Linked DNA regions of Homo sapiens: region 2 is linked to region 1. Evidence: chromatin contacts called from ENCODE Hi-C or POLR2A ChIA-PET data. All regions are on one chromosome and are shown on one strand. Each heading gives the region's core, a stretch centred on a gene start or an enhancer-like site at or near the end of the contact. The rest is flanking DNA. Distances are from core to core; before and after follow the strand shown. Region 1 holds the start of IRF2BP2 (interferon regulatory factor 2 binding protein 2). Region 2 has its middle 31 kb from the start of LINC02971.

The links. A loop is a pair of places that touch in the nucleus more often than their neighbours do. ChIA-PET counts read pairs that join two places held with the same protein, here RNA polymerase II (POLR2A). Pooled maps may share reads with other maps.
Region 2: a loop to region 1 is called in a map of PC-3, with 17 times the contacts of the local background. The contact joins the enhancer-like site here to the promoter of IRF2BP2 in region 1. A Hi-C loop is called at or near these places in 33 of 168 maps with a recorded cell type or tissue (CD4-positive, alpha-beta T cell, CD4-positive, alpha-beta memory T cell, GM12878 and 20 more), 33 of 37 single-sample maps with no recorded cell type and 33 of 50 pooled maps. POLR2A ChIA-PET finds 5 or more read pairs at or near these places in 28 of 52 experiments (A549, AG04449, AG04450 and 22 more).

The regions. Positions count from the first base shown.
Region 1 is chr1:234,608,928-234,616,606 of GRCh38, reverse strand. It overlaps IRF2BP2 (interferon regulatory factor 2 binding protein 2), which reads left to right and starts at 6,429. Exons shown (of 2, transcript NM_182972.3): 1 at 6,429-7,679. The coding sequence starts at 7,113. RefSeq lists enhancers at 3,515-3,564, 3,845-3,904, 6,055-6,154, 6,257-6,954 and silencers at 5,205-5,804, 6,285-6,474, 6,535-6,634, 7,015-7,094, 7,335-7,614.
Region 2 is chr1:234,922,299-234,929,977 of GRCh38, reverse strand. No RefSeq gene overlaps it. Among named protein-coding and RNA genes, the nearest start is that of LINC02971, 31 kb to the left of the region's middle. RefSeq lists enhancers at 2,389-2,478, 3,239-3,318. Within about 2 kb of position 2,982, at least 25 of the 41 ENCODE cell types and tissues checked have a DNase peak (open chromatin) inside an H3K27ac peak, as active enhancers do; they include B cell, CD4-positive, alpha-beta T cell, GM12878 and 12 more, where a contact is called at or near this core.

The DNA of each region.
Region 1 (7,679 bases), core at 5,180-7,679:
TCTGCCTCACAAAGAGGCATTACCATGTGGGCACAGAAATGGATGTGCCAATGCATACCGGAATTCACTCCAACTAATAAAGTACAGTCCTCAGTCAGTCTGCTCAACTTTCCTTCCTTGTGTAGGGAGCTCTCTGTGTCTCCTTTACCTACAAAAATGACCACTACTCCTCCCATGCCAAAAAACAGGTGTTGGAGAAAGAATTTTATTGTTAAATGTGTAGACCTCTGAGAGATATCATTGGAATCTGCAGTATATACATACAATAATTGTTTCAAATAACAAGCTTACTTTATTTTTTGCTGAGCCCATTAGACTAAAGTAAGTCAGTCACCAGAATAGATTAGTGAAACTCCATTGGTAAGGCCAAATTATCCTGCTGAATGGCATTGTTTTGCAAAATATATTTTCATCTTGTCAAGAGAAAGCCTAATTCATATTGGCTAATTTCTATTTCATAAGAAATACAAAACATGGCCGGGTGCAGTGGCTCACGCCTGTAATCCCAGCACTTTGGGAAGCCGAGGTGGGAGGATCATCCAAGGTCAGGAGTTTGAGACCAGCCTGGTCAACATGGCAAAACCCAGTCTCTACTAAAAAATATAAAAATTAGCCGGGTGTGGTGGCATGTGCCTGTTGTCCCAGCTACTCAGGAAGCTGAGGCAGGAGAGTCGCTTGAACCCGGGAGGTGGAGGTTGCAGTGAGCTGAGATCGCACCACTGCACTCCAGCCTGGGCGACAGAGAAAGACTCTGTTTCAAATAATAATAATAATAACAATGAAAGTTCATTGGCATACTTTATGAACAACTTGTACCCTTGCAACTGTGATATTCTATACAATGTTGTTTCACACTTTTTTCTTTTCGGTACCCTGTAGCCCATTGTATTTATTTGTCTGAGTGCAAAGTAGTCAGGATTGGACTCCTACAATTGGAATTAAATTATTTCATGAGTTTTTCCTCTTTTTAAGAAAATAGATCACAAAGAGTTGGAGGTGCAGTATTCCAACCTGGTAAGTGCCAAAACCATTTCATCACCCAACTGACTCCCACAATTGAATCTTTTATCCTAACACCAACATCAGTTTTTATCCAAGGTTCATAAAGACTAGCATAAAAATGGTGTGCCATTTAAAGAGTCCCACACTCGACATGGTGTTATAGCAACTGTGCCCTACCTCTGTCAGCTCCTTTTGTCTGTGGTGAATGTTTACTTCTCTTTGGATTGATTGTTCTATGAACTATATTAAAATTTTCCTTTTTCCTATAAATATAGGTATAGATAGCAAATCTTAACACCTTTCCTGTTAACACTCAGATGTTAACACTCCTTTGCTGGGCTCTATGCTGTGCTTACATGATTTTTAACAATGCAAAATGCAAATAGAATATTCTCGACTACATCCTCAGGCAACAGGACTCACACCTAGATATCAGTTCTGACACTTTTTTTTTTTTTTTTGAGATGGAGTCTTGCTCTGTCGCCGAGGCTGGAGTGCAGTGACACAATCTTGGCTCACTGCAACCTCCGCCTCCCGGGTTCAAGCAATTCTCCTGCCTCAGCCTCCTAAGTAGCTGGGATTACAGACACATGCCACCACGTCCGGCTAATTTTTGTATTTTTAGTAGAGATGGGGTTTCACCATGCTGGCCAGGCTGGTCTCGAACTCCTGACCTCCTGATCCACCCACTGTGGCCTCCCAAAGTGCTGGGATTACAGGCGTGAGCCACCGCGTCTGGCCTCTGACACTCACTTTTCATGTTACTTTAGGTAAGTCAGGTTTTTAGTTTCTGAAAAGGATGACAAGAGAATAGAATTTATCCTTGAAATATCTTTTTAAAATGTTCATGTGAAAGATACAGCAAATACCATGCCATCGTACTGTTCTTTAACGTTTTAGAATTATTACATTATTTGACTTTTTCAGTTCTTATGCTATGGAATGTGTATGTAGGAAATGTACATTTTTTAATAGAAAAGCTAAGAAGGGAAAATTTACCATTTTTATATTTTCAAACATTATCTGTGAAGTTAATTCATTATTTTGTCAACATCTTCCTACTGATATCTTTCAAAGGGCTTCAGTGAGTGTTTTAAATATTCTAAGTTAAACCCACATCCAGATATTCCAGAAAAGTGCATTTCATCCTGCTTTTTCCAAAAAGTCAATAGGAGGTTTACTGGCATCAAATGGCTGTTGAATCCCTTCCAGTTCTACAAATTTCCTTGCAGACTGAGCAAGTGTGTGACCTCAATCTCTCCTTTGTCTATTTTGTCTGTTTCTCACTTAGCTCTTTAAATTCTGACACAGTGAGTATTTAACCTTCATCAAGATCCCAAATTTTGCTCTAAATAGGGACCTATACATACGTTGACATATAGGCTGCCGACTAACAGCTTCTGTGTACAATATGTGGATGATTAAGAGCTCCTGTGATTTTATCTGGCTTGATTCTTAGACCCTCCACAGAGAGTTTATCTCCTCCACATGCAAAAGTCTCTTTAATATCTGTATGCTCTGTGCACAGGGGAGGTAGGCTATAGAGAGAGGTCAAACAGAGGGAAAGTATTTCTAAAAAAGAATATTTGCAATTTGAAAAACAGTAAGATTGTCTCATAAAATGCTGTTACTAAGAAGGAAGACTCTCATATCAATTACAGAAGGTTCATTTATGTCATGGTGCTCCATAGTATGTGTAGATATATTCATATAAACAAATGTGTTCAAATATATATAACTTATTTAAAAAATTGGAAAAGCCCTGAATATCACGTGTGCTCTTCAAACCTTACGACACTTTTGCCAAAGCTGAAGAAACCCGCAATGATGTCCACAGAAATCCAGATGAAATGTGGCTGCATTTTTTCTCTTCTTCAAATACGCCAAGATCAGAGTTTAAGAAGCTTTAGCATGGTTGCAACATCATGCTATTTAAGGAAACTGCACTCTAAAGAATGAAGGCTGTGATTCCACCTCTGGATAGAGGGTGAAAGCCACGAACTCAGCAGTTCCTAGGAATACCATCTATCTCCTGGACAGCACCCACAAGCTGCTGGGGGAATGGGGTTGCACCCCTCTTGCAGCTGCATAACCTGGGGGCAAAGTTCCAATAAGGTACTCTTGTAGGAACCGTTTCTTTACACTGCTCTATAGACTGTCAGTTCAGGGCTTCCGTGTGTTAATAGCTGCTTGACTGGAGTAAGCTCTGGAAACCAGATTCAGATTTTAGATGTTTAACGTTCACGCAGTAGAAGCCCGTTTCAATCTCAGTGTCGGAAGGTCACATTAGTTCTACCCATTGAGCTATCGCTTACAACTGCTCTCTTAGGTTTGCCTTCCAAGCCACTTCCTTATTCCTGCTTTTCTGATAGTGTCATACTGAATGGCTTTCCTTTTACTCCTACACTGTGATTTTTATTTAAAAAAAAAAACAACTCTCAGAAATTAGAGCTGGAAAGGACTGTTGGTTTGTCTAGTCTCAGCAGGAGTGTTCTCCATAGAATATTTCCTTTAGTCCTTAAGACAAATTGCAACATTTTAGTGTTCTGGTGAAAAGCCAGCCTCATCCCGCTGCGTCGCCGACACTTGGCCCAGCATCTGCCTGCCTGTCCGTATATGAATGTGCAGGAGCACACTGCAGCCAACCCGGTAACCTTGACTCTGGGTGGCAAAGATGATCATAATTCTCTTTTGAGAGGACCTGGTGCCTCAAGCAAGAGGGCAGAGTCTACGTGACTAAAACATACCAACTTCCTCTTTCATAAGTCATCACATGATGAACTACAATTACAATTCCTGCCTTGTCTCTGCGAATTGCAGACGCATTGCCTCACCCTAGAAACCCTGCTCCTGTGTGTGGAGGAGGCGGCTGTAACTGCTGCAGCAGCCGCTTTGGATGGGATCCAACTCCAGTCTGTGCCGGGAGGGAGCGGTGGGTGGAAGACAAAAACAAAGCTATGTTTACTTAGCATACATCGATAAAGCTGCTTCAGAGCTACATGAAAGGCCAGGCTGCATGAAAGACTTCTGATACAATATAAGGAATTGCTGCCCTGAATCCAGCCTTAACCCCCTTGATTCCGGATCGAGCCCAGAACTAAAATAGCCCTTCCATTTTCCATCGGGCATTTCATTAGGGAAGTTACAACAACTCAGTTTCGACATGAAACTGGCAGTGTAAAATAAGAAGGAAATGCTCTTCCTTTGGAGAAGAAAAGCTCCGTTTTGCAAAGATCTTAGTATCGTGGCAGAATTTCTATCTCTAATTCTATTTTAGGATGGAGTGGCAGGCTCTCCCCTTGAGGCCATTACAGTACCAGCTTGCAGAGAAATGAGTATAATTAGGCCACAACTCTAATGGTGAGTTGTGTTTTCTTTTAGTATGTTTCAGTCAATGCTTAGTGGGGCCGTCTCTTGGGGGCGATGAGTTGGTTCATTTCTCTGCAGCACAAGGACTGGACTTCATCCCCTTTGGGCAGTGACGCAGTGGGTGAAGGCATGTACTGGAATGAGTGTCACAGGGTCTCTGAGGAGGGTGACCAAAGGGACAGGTCTTGAAAGCGGTGTGCAACAGCAGGGCCTGGGAGTGACCAAACCCGCTGGCACCAGCTACTCCCGGGAAGGATCTGGACAGGCCCCATTCTCCCAGCTTGGAGAGGGTGAGGCAGGATTGCAATTGCAGGGCAAGATCCAGGAACAGATGCAGAGACCTTTAAAACAGGCGCACCTTCTATGGAAATCCCCAAAAGACATTCAAGGTTAGCCTGTAAAAACATTTAGGTCTGACATTACGTTTTCTGTGCCATTTTCGAACAGGTTTTTTCATGTGTTTTAAGCAGCTCCCTCCACTGTTTCTCTAAGGGTGTTTTTCCTCTTCCTTGTGGTTAATCCTTTGAAGCAACCTGGTATTTTCAATAGCAACGACTAGAGAGAAACGTCAGCATGATTTTTTTTTTCTCTCCACCTACCAATCCAGTTGTAGGAAAGATAATATAATTAGTACCCTGTTCTTCCCACACTTAACCAGCTCATTCCAGTCTCAAGGGAGAGTTGTGGGCCTGTGTTCCCAACAAAAGCAGCTCCAGAGGCCGCCCTTAAAGAGCTTAAGTGTAAAAGTCCCAATTGAAGAGCGACTAAGCCTACGTGTATTAGGGAGACTAACGACCAGCCCAAAGTGATTTACCATAACACACACTAGCTCCTCCTCCCGATAAAAGTGCGAAACTCAAACATTCAATTCAGTCTGGGCTGAGTCTGAGGCTGCCAACGGTGGCAGACCTGCAGGCCGGGCTCATCCCGGCCTGGGTGGCATATAGGGCAAAAGTCCGCCTCCGTCGGCGGCCCGCCCTGCGGGACGGCGGGCCAGCCAGCCAGCCGGTCGCCCCCACGGCCCTCGGGAACCTCGCGGAGGCGAGCAGGACCCCCCCCCCCCCCACTCGCGCCCTCGCCTCCCGCCACCTCGAGTCCAAGTTCGGGCCCGGGGGCGGCGCCTCGACGCCCAGACTCGCCGAAGGGGGTGGAGCCTGCGCTGTGACGCGGCCGCGCTGGCCGTAGACCCCGGATCCCTGGAATGTGCATTCGTTCCACGAGGCCCTAGTGCCAGCGGCGCCGAGGCACGTCTGCGCGGAGCGTGCGCACTCGCGGCGGCGGCCGCCCACGGCCCCGCGCCCACGTCACGCGCCCGCCGCGCATACCTACATAAGGCAGCCGGGGCGACTGGCGCGGCGAGGCCCCCGATGAACAGGGCGGGCTGGACGGGGCTAAGAGCGGCACTTGGTGTTCGGGAGAGGCTAGTCCGAACCGCGCTCCCTCCCCTCCAGAGGGCTCCGTGGAAAACGCGCGAGCCAGCTGGCGGCGTGTGCACGTGGTGCTGGGCTTGGGAATATTCACAGTCTCCCTAGTTAGTAAAAGGGACAGGCGGGGCGTATGTCCTTTCCAAGACAAATGCAAAGCACCAGTGACGGATTTCATGCTATGTGTCCGACATTGAGCTTTCAAGTATAACTCCTAAAAAACCAGAACTGTGAACCACGCTAGACCTAAATTCCCCATTCTCAGGAGACTGACGGAAACCAAGTGACAAAGTGTCCTTGCATAAAAGAAAAAAAATGATTTTTAGCACGATTTGGCCCAGAGGCACACCAGAGGAAAACATCCTGAGGGTGGTCGGGACAGCCGGGTGGGGCGCGAAGTGAGGGAAAGTGGAGGAAAAGCACTCGATCACTTTGCGCGGTGTTCCGAAGGGAACACCGGCGCTGCGCTGCTGCGCTGCCCCGCGGGCGGGCGGGCGCCGCGTAGCCGGCTCTCCCGGCAGCGCTCCTTCGGCGCGCGGGGGGAGGGGGAGCGCGCGCGCGGGAGGGCGGGCACGCGCACGAGGGGAGGGGGCCCGCGCAGGCGCCGTGCGAGACTGTCGAAGAATCAAGTCTGTAGAAGTGGAGCGGTCGCGGCGGCAGCAGCAGCAGCGACGGTGGCGGCGGCGGAGCTGAGGCGGGCTGGCCGCTGACGCTGGCGCTGGAGAGCGGCGACGCCAGGAGCTGTGAGAGAGCGGCGGAGCGACCCGGGGCCCGCGCCGCGCCCGAGCTCCACGCCGCCCGGCCGCCGCCACCCCGGCGCGGCATGCCCCGCCGCTCGGGCTGAGCCTGCCCCGGCGGCCGCCCCCCGCCCCCTGCCCCCCCGGCCTCCCCGCCCCCCGCCCCGCACTCCGTGCCGGCCGCCGCCGCGACCTGCTGCGCTCCCCCGCGCCCGCGCGGCCCGTCTTCGCCCCGGTCTGGAGGCCCGCCGCGGCTCCGGCCGAGCCCCCACCGCCGCGCCCGCCGCCCCGCCGCGCCGCGCCGCCCGCCCGTGCCCGGGCCGGCCGGGGGGAACTGCTGCCGCGGCTGCAGCCCCTCACCTCGCGCCCGCCGCCCCTCGTGCACCGGGGGCGCTGCGCGGGCGCCGAGCCTTCGCGGGCTTTGCCGCCGCCGCCGCCGCCTTTGCGGCCGCCGCCGCCGCTGGTGGGGGAGACGCGGGGTTGGGGGGGGAGGAGGGCGCGCGTGGTGCCGGTGGGGGGCGGCGGCGGCGCCCCCTCCTCCTCCTCCGCCTCCTCCTCCGGCGTCGCGGGCTCCTCGGACATGGCCGCGGCGGTGGCGGTGGCGGCCGCGTCCCGGCGGCAGTCGTGCTACCTGTGTGACCTGCCCCGCATGCCCTGGGCCATGATCTGGGACTTCACCGAACCCGTCTGCCGCGGCTGCGTCAACTACGAGGGCGCCGACCGCGTCGAGTTCGTCATCGAGACGGCGCGGCAGCTCAAGCGGGCGCACGGCTGCTTCCCGGAGGGTCGCTCCCCACCCGGCGCCGCGGCCTCGGCCGCCGCCAAGCCGCCGCCGCTCTCCGCCAAGGACATCCTTTTGCAGCAGCAGCAGCAGCTTGGCCACGGCGGCCCCGAGGCGGCCCCGCGCGCGCCGCAGGCCTTGGAGCGCTACCCGTTGGCGGCCGCGGCCGAGAGGCCCCCGCGCCTCGGCTCTGACTTCGGCAGCAGCCGCCCGGCAGCGAGCCTGGCCCAGCCGCCGACGCCGCAGCCGCCGCCCGTGAACGGCATCCTGGTGCCCAACGGCTTCTCCAAGCTAGAGGAGCCGCCCGAGCTGAATCGCCAGAGCCCGAACCCGCGGCGCGGCCACGCGGTGCCGCCCACCCTGGTG
Region 2 (7,679 bases), core at 1,733-4,232, 320 kb before region 1:
TTTTTTTGTATTTTTAGTAGAGACAGGGTTTCACCGTGTTAGCCAGGATGGTCTCGATCTCCTGACCTCGTGATCCGCCTGCCTCGGCCTTCCAGAGTGCTGGGATTACAGGTGTGAGCCACCACGTCCAGCTGAATTCCTCTAAGCTTTTTACTGCCCATCATCCCTATTAAAGAAGGAGGGAAAATGTCTTAGCTTCAGCTGCTGTAACAAAGTACCAGAGCCCAGTGGCTTATAAACAACACGCAGTTCTTCCTCACAGTTCTGGAGACTGGGGGTCTGAAATCAGGGTGCCAGCATGGTTGGGTTCTGGTGAGAGCCTCTTCTGGACTGCAGATGGCACATTCTAGCTGTGTCCCTGCATGGTGGGAAGAGAATGAGACTCCTCTCTGGGGTCCCTTTGATAAAGGCACTAATCCCATTTGCAGGGGCTCCAACCTCAGGACCTAATCACCTCCCAAAGGCCCCACCTCCTAATGCCATTCGTTACCTTTGGAGTTGGGTTTTTTTCAACATAGGAATTTTGGTTGGGCTGTGGGGAGCATAAACATTCAGTCCATAACCGAAAGGAAGTCAGCACAGATGAAATGTAACTCTGCTCTTTCACTTAATTCTCACAGCAAACTGGCAAGGGAGGCAACGTGACTCTTCCTATTTTATGAGGAAAAAAACGGGCTCAAGAGGTGAAGGAATGCTTTCTGGGTTAGAGAGTTAACCAAAGTAGAGTTAGGGGCCCAATCTAGGGTGTAGATGCCAGGCCCGCCTGTCCCTGCAGGGAGCAGGCAGTGACCTCCTCTGACGGGGCCAAGTCCCCTTTTCTCCTTGGTCTGAGGAAGGTGGACGATGAAGAAACAATATCACACGCTCTTCACCCTTCTAGACTCAAGCCAATTTCCACCTCTTCCATGAAGCCATCCCTGATCCCCCAGCTCTGAATCATTGCTCAGCCCTCCACGCTGCCATACATTCTAGCAGCCCCTTTTATCCTGCTTCCCCTACCAAAGAGTGAAGGACCCAACTGCCCCTTCTTCAGCAGTCTCTGTAAACCTTAGGCCCTGGGACGCTGCCCTGCTCTTATTAGGAGTGGAGCAGTGTATTAACAAGGGGATTATGTGCTGGCTGCTGGACTCTGGTGAGCAGAGAATAGAGCTGAGGCTGCCAGGTGTGTGCACACCTGTGCCACGGGCCTGCCCCGGCAGCTGATTTACAGTGTCGGTGAGGAGATGCATCCCCATGAAGGGAAAATCCATCAGATGGTAAATACTGTTTTGAGATATTAGCTCTCCCAAGCTAATTAGTTCCTTCCAAGCCCACCTGGGGTTTCTGAGACTTCTGGTTGCCTCCCCTGCTGGCGTTTTCACTGGGGGAGGGGCACGGTTTGGAGGGGGAGAGCTGGGGGAAACATTTCCAGTTTCGTCCCAAGTGTCTAAGCTATATTCTCTGTGGATTCCCTTCTTCTTGCCTATTGGTAATCCATCATTTCCTTTCCGGTAGATAAATAGCTATTCTCTGACATCAACCCACATTTTTCTGTTCACTTCTGCTCCTCATAGTCATGGCATAAACCTGCACTCCCAAGCTCTAACTTGGTTCTTGATGTGTGAAGGCATCCTTCAGAATTCTAAGAGAAATCTCTTTCTCAGTGCAGCCTGCCTTTTGCAAATCAAAAGTGCTTTGGTTTTCAGACTATTTATTGTTTCCGCTAGAGATAGACAAAGCCTACTTGAAAGCTGGGAAATGAAGAACCTGAAGTTGGTGTGCACAGTGGGTAGGAAGTGATCCTGCCACCTTGGGGGCTGGGCTCAGGCGGGTTTGTCACCAGCAGTCCTAGGGCCACCATTCATCTCAGGCTTCATAAATGTGTTCATAAATGTGAACAGACTTGGTAAATGCGACAATCTCTGAGCAGTAGTGTTCTGAGGAAGGGGAACGTTTTTCTGAATTTGCGAACAAGCCGGTGGGGGTCTTTGACAATGGGTACAAGGAAGTAGAGGAGACAGCAACCTTTTAATGCCTATTGACATCCCACTATAATGAAGCAACATGGGGACACAAAGGCAGGGAGAAGGATGGGGTTGCAGTTGTTGCAGAGTCAGGCAAGGTTGCCACAGGGAGGGAGGGACTGGAATTGGGCTTCGATGAGGCGTTGAATGGGCAGATCAGAGGGAGAGGCATTTTAAATAAGGTGATGGTGGGGACACAGGTATGAGGGACGGACATTCATGGAGTGGCAGGGGACAGCCTGATGGTGTTGAGGGTTGGTGTTAGAGAATAAGAGAAGAGTGAGTTGGTAGATTTGGGTCCTTGAAGGTCAGACTGAGAGGTGGTTCAGTGAGCAGTGAAGGACCCCGGAGGAGGACAGCAGCCTTCCAGAGGGAGGCGGAGGGCAGAGTAGAGGTGAGGTGGAGGGCAGAGTACAGGTGAGGTGACAGAGACCCGGACGGAGGCTGGAGAGGAGGCCCTTCTGGGCTGAGGCCAGGCTGGGTGGAGGGCAGTGGGTGTGAGAAGGAGGAGGTCAGAATGAGGAGACATTCAGAAGGGGAATCAACCGGACTCTGGGGCTCCTTGGAGACAATGAGTCTTCACATCTGTGTGGCTGGAAGCTGATCAGACTTCACCAGGAAGGGGGGCCGTGGAGGAGACCCTGTTGGGGATGCATCGGTGGGACTTTAAGGGTGCAGTGTCCAGTAGGCAGCTGGCTTCGGGAACCTGGAGACTGCAGCAGAGTCAGTGCTGTGTGCCCGCCCAGGGGCTGTTTGTGCAGGGCGACCCGGGCCCGAGGTGAGGCCTCAGGGGACAGAGGCACCTGGAGAGAAGTGTGGAGCAGGTGTGACCTGGGAAAGCCCGTGGCGGGGGCCACTCCACGCAAGAGCAAAAGAGCTTTGGAAAGGAAGCATTGCAGTGGTCATATGTGCCGCTCTGCACTTGTTCAATGGGCTGGTGATTCCTCATTGTTCTGTGATGTTGGTTTCAGTTTTGTAATGAGTTTTCATGAAAATAACGAGCACAATGAAAGCCCACATCCCTCTCAAAGTAGCGGAATGGAAAATAGAACTCTGAAGAACCAGCTCTCTTGACGTTCTGAGGCCCAGACATTTCTCTCAGGGTTGTAGAACAACCTTGAACCTGCGTGTCTCCCTGACCCCACCGGACACCTGCCCCGGACCTTCCTAACGTCTAGGGGGTGACGCACCTGAGTGGAGATTCTCCATGCAGCACCAGGGATTTCTGCCATCGTGGACTTTTTAACAGGTGTTCTCAGGATGAGGACTTTTGGGGTGCACCCCCCACCGGCAGCAGTTGCGTTTCTGGGCTTGAGATTCAAGGCATGACTGAGCAGGTGGGGGATGATGCTATGCATTTTTTGGCATGAGGTCTCTTTCAAGTAAATGAAGAGGCCATTTCAGAAACACTGCAGAGAGAGAAATGTGAGCACACATTTTCTGCTCTGGCCACCATGATTCTTTTGCATCTCGTCACCATTTCCCTGCACTTATGCCACCCCCTTCCCCAAGCTCCAGGGCCCACTAACTGTGAGAACAACGAAAAGCATTAGCTATGGACTCAGCATGCTTCCTCCCCGAGAGCTCCCGACAGCCAGCAGAAATCAATAAATTAGGATAAAGAAAATGACATTTAGCTTTGTCTGGGCTCTCCTGTCTGTATGATTTTGCAGGCTTGGTGTGGAATGAAAATTCTGTTTCCTCTGCTCCCCTCCCCTAAACCTACAGACTGGTCTTCCTGCTTCCCTATGAGTGCCTGCTTCAACCCAGACAGTTCTGACACTTTGACTTACTGATCAACTTTTTTTTTTTTTCTTAAACCACAGTTTAAAAAAAGTCAAACACACACAGTCACGGGAAACAAAAACACACAAAACAACAAACCCTGTTTAAGAGCTGAGTAAGCACTAAGGCATGCATTCCCTCCAAGAGCAAGGGCCAGGATGAGAATTCTCGGTTCAGCTGACTAACGCAGCTCACATTTTAATAGTCTGCAGCTCTTTCTAAGCTGTTAACACTTTACTGTCTTAGAGGATGTTTGGGCTGAATACCTCCCATAGTTCTTCCACTGAGACATACCTTCTCCATGGTAGAGAAAAGCAAACAGGAGTGTTGTAGAGAAAGATGAGTCAGGGGCCAAGTGGGTTGGTGCCAAGACAAAGCAGGAACAAACCAGTGTTCTGGTGCCTTCCGAAAGGTATGTGTTTAGCTCCCACTGATAAGTGAGAACATGATATATTTGGTTTTCTGTTCCTGCATTAATTCGCTTAGGTTAATGGCCTCCAGCCACATCCATGTTGCTGCAAAAGACCTGATTTCATTCTTTTTTATGGCTGTGTAGTATTCCACGGTGTATATGAACCACATCTTTATCCAATTCACCATTGATGGGAAACTGGGTTGATTCTGTGTTTTTGCTATCATGAATAAAGATGGGAACAATAGTCACCGGGGACTACTAGACCAGGGACAGGGGAGGAGGGGCAAGGGCTGAAAAACTACCTGTTGGGTGCTATGCCCATTACCTGGGTGCCAATCGTACCCCAAAGCTCAGAATCATGCTATATACCTTGTAACAAACCTGCACAGGTACTCCCTGACTCTAAAATAAAAGTTGAAAAAGAAAAGGAAAAAAGGAAATGTATGTATGTGTCTTCTACACTTGACTGGTCAGCCAGGGCTGTCCTGTCCAAGCCTCTGTTCTCATCTCTCTCTTCACCCTGACGGCCACGACACGTCCAGAGCTGAAGAACAAAGTGTGCTTGAGGTCGTCTTGAGCGCAGGTTCCAAGATGATTGTTAACACACACAAAGCCTTCCGGACCCCAGCAGAAGGGTGACATTTTCTTCTGGTAGAGTTTGTAATTTAAGATAAGGCAATAGAGCCCGAAGCTGGCAGTGTGGTGTGCACGCCAGCCACATAGCAGCCTCACTTCTCGAGAGGAATCACAGTTTCTGTTTCTAGGTCTCTGGATTTGTACAGCCCAGGCCAGACACTGTGAGGATGCTGGATGGAAGTCTCTGTATAAGGGGCCGGTCCCGGAAATGAGTCCGTCATGTCTGTAGAGAGGTCACCAACAGCTGCCGGATATTGTGCTGCCTCTTCTGGTGGCACACATTTGCTTGGAGGAAAATGCACACTTATTTTAATATTAGATAAAGAGGAGGAGTTCTTCTCCACCAGTGAGCCCGACTCCAGAGAGTTTCTGGAGCCTTGAGGATGCATTTGTTGAGCACTTAGCAAGGGGCTGTGTGCTGTTGGCAGTGGACAAGGCCAAGGGCCTTGAGGCCTCTACTACCTAGGGCAAGGCCAGCAGATGTCTTCTGCAAAGAGCCTGATAGTAAATGGCATGGCTGTGTTCTAATAAAACTTTATTTACAAAAACAGCTGCTGGCCAGATTTGGCCCATTTGTTTGCTGCCCAGATTTTTCCTCTGAGCTTCTCAATGGTAAAAACAAATTCTCACCCGTTTTTTGTCTTCCTAGTGCCTAGCACGAGGCCTGACCCATGGAGGGCCTTCGGTGGCATGTGCCGAGTAATACTCCGTAAATGTCTTCCAAGGAAAATGCTGTGGCTCTCTAAGTAGATTTACAATTTGCAACTTGAGCTGCACTTGGAGTTATGATGCTAAGTTGTTGAAAGGACCGTAGCATCGTGTGTGTGTATGTGCACACACAATGTGCACACGCATCTTAACTCCCCAGGTATGTGGGCAGTGTACAACCCAATTCTGTTGGTCTTTTGACTCTTTCCTTTCCTTCTCCTTCTCTGTTCTTCTCTTTTCTCCTCCTCTCCCTTCTCTTGCCTCTTTCCCTAAATATTCATTATGTACTCTCTGTGTACCAGGTACTATGCTAGACACGAGGGATGTGAGGAAGAGAATCAAGACCTAATGTCTGCCTGCAAGGAGCTTATAGTCCAGTAGCTGAGCTGGCAAGGAGAAAAAAATTCTTGCCCAGGGAGCAGTGTGCACCAAGGGTGCGTTGCACTATGCTGGGGAAATGTGTTCATGGGGGTGGTGCATGGAAGCATGAGAGACAGAAGATATTTGCTGGTGGGGAGGGCGGGCAGAGACACTTTGTGCAAGACGATGCAGTGTGTTTGGGAAAGGTCAGGCATTGGTGTAGCTGGGGATGAGGAATGAGATGGGCCTGGGCCAGCAGGAGGCAGGATGAGGGGGAGGCCCGCCAGGGAGAGCCACTGAGGGGTTTCAGCTGGAAAATAAGGTGATCAGAGCTTCCTGTCTTAGACGGATGCCCTGGTGGTTTGCTGAGGATGGACAGAGAAAGGCAAGCCTGCAGGGTGGGTTGAAGAGCACTGCAAGGCCAGATGGAGGTGCTGAGGTCAGGAAACGGTGCTGTCACCGTGGGGATATGGAGGAGTGGGTGGGAGCAAAGACCTTACTAAGGTTGAATCTAGAGGACTTGGAATCTACATAACTGGTAGTAGACATTTTGAAGCAAAAAAGTAGGTAAGTTGAATACGTGCAGGGAGTCAGGGAGAGAAGAAAGATAAGAACAATACATTTGGGAAAGAAGTAGGGGGAGGATGAGGAGTTGAGTTGGGGAATGTTGAGTTTGAAAATCTATTGTCCAGTAGGATGTTGGGCATTTGGATTTGGTGCTCACAGGGGAAATTTGTGCAGAAGATATTGGCCGTCAAAAGCAGCAGGTGGTTGGAGTTGCAGGATGGAGGCACCCTCTCAGGGAAAAGGTGGGGGGGTTGGCGAGAGAAAACTCTGGGCAGCACCGTCACTTCCAACAGCCATGGGCCATGATGGGAAAGTTCCTACTGGAGGGAAAGCATGGGCAGCATCATCACCTCCAACAACCACGGGCCATGATGGGAAAGTTCCTACTGGAGGGAAAGCGTGGGCAGCATCATCACCTCCAACAACACGGGCCATGATGGGAAGGCTCCTACTGGAGGGAAAGCATGGGCAGCAACACACCTCCAACAGCATGGGCATGATGGGAAAGTCCCCACTGGAAGGAAAGCGCAGGCAGCACCATGGAAGGAGAGCAAGGGCCCTTTTTTGAGGTTGTCTGCATGTTGCTGGCACAGAAATTAATCGCCCTGGCTGAGGAGAGCCTCCAGTGGGAGGCGAGCCCTTGGATTGGGAAACCCATGGACAGAAGGAAAACAGAAGACCTTGACCATAGATTCCAGGTGTTTCTTCCTTCCAGTAATGATTCCTGGTCTGGGTTAGCAGTGGGCCTCTGTACATGCCTCTTTCTCCCTTAAGCAATAAAGGAATAGGGCTGTCGTTTTCCCAATGTTGAACCAAAGTGTGTGTTTTGGGTCATCAGCCCTGTAGGGAAGGAGAAGCCCCTGAGTGCCTTGCCCTGCCTTGGGGAGGGTGCAGCTCTGGACACACAGGGGTGTCCACTTTAGTTCTGCTTTTTCAAACTAAGGAGTGAACTTAACAGCCTTTGATAATTGTCTCAGCTTTTAAGCCATAGATTAAGTTTGAAAGCCATTCTGCAAATACATGGTCCTGGGTGATTTTCTGTTTATAGGACCAAGGCAGTAACGTGTGTCTACTGTTTTGATAAATCTTTCTTATGAAAGTCTGTGTAATTGGTTATAGACATTTTGAAGCAAAAAAAGTTGGTAAGTCCTCATTAAAGGAGGAGAAAACTAAACTAAATAGACAATACAACGCTGAGGGAAAGG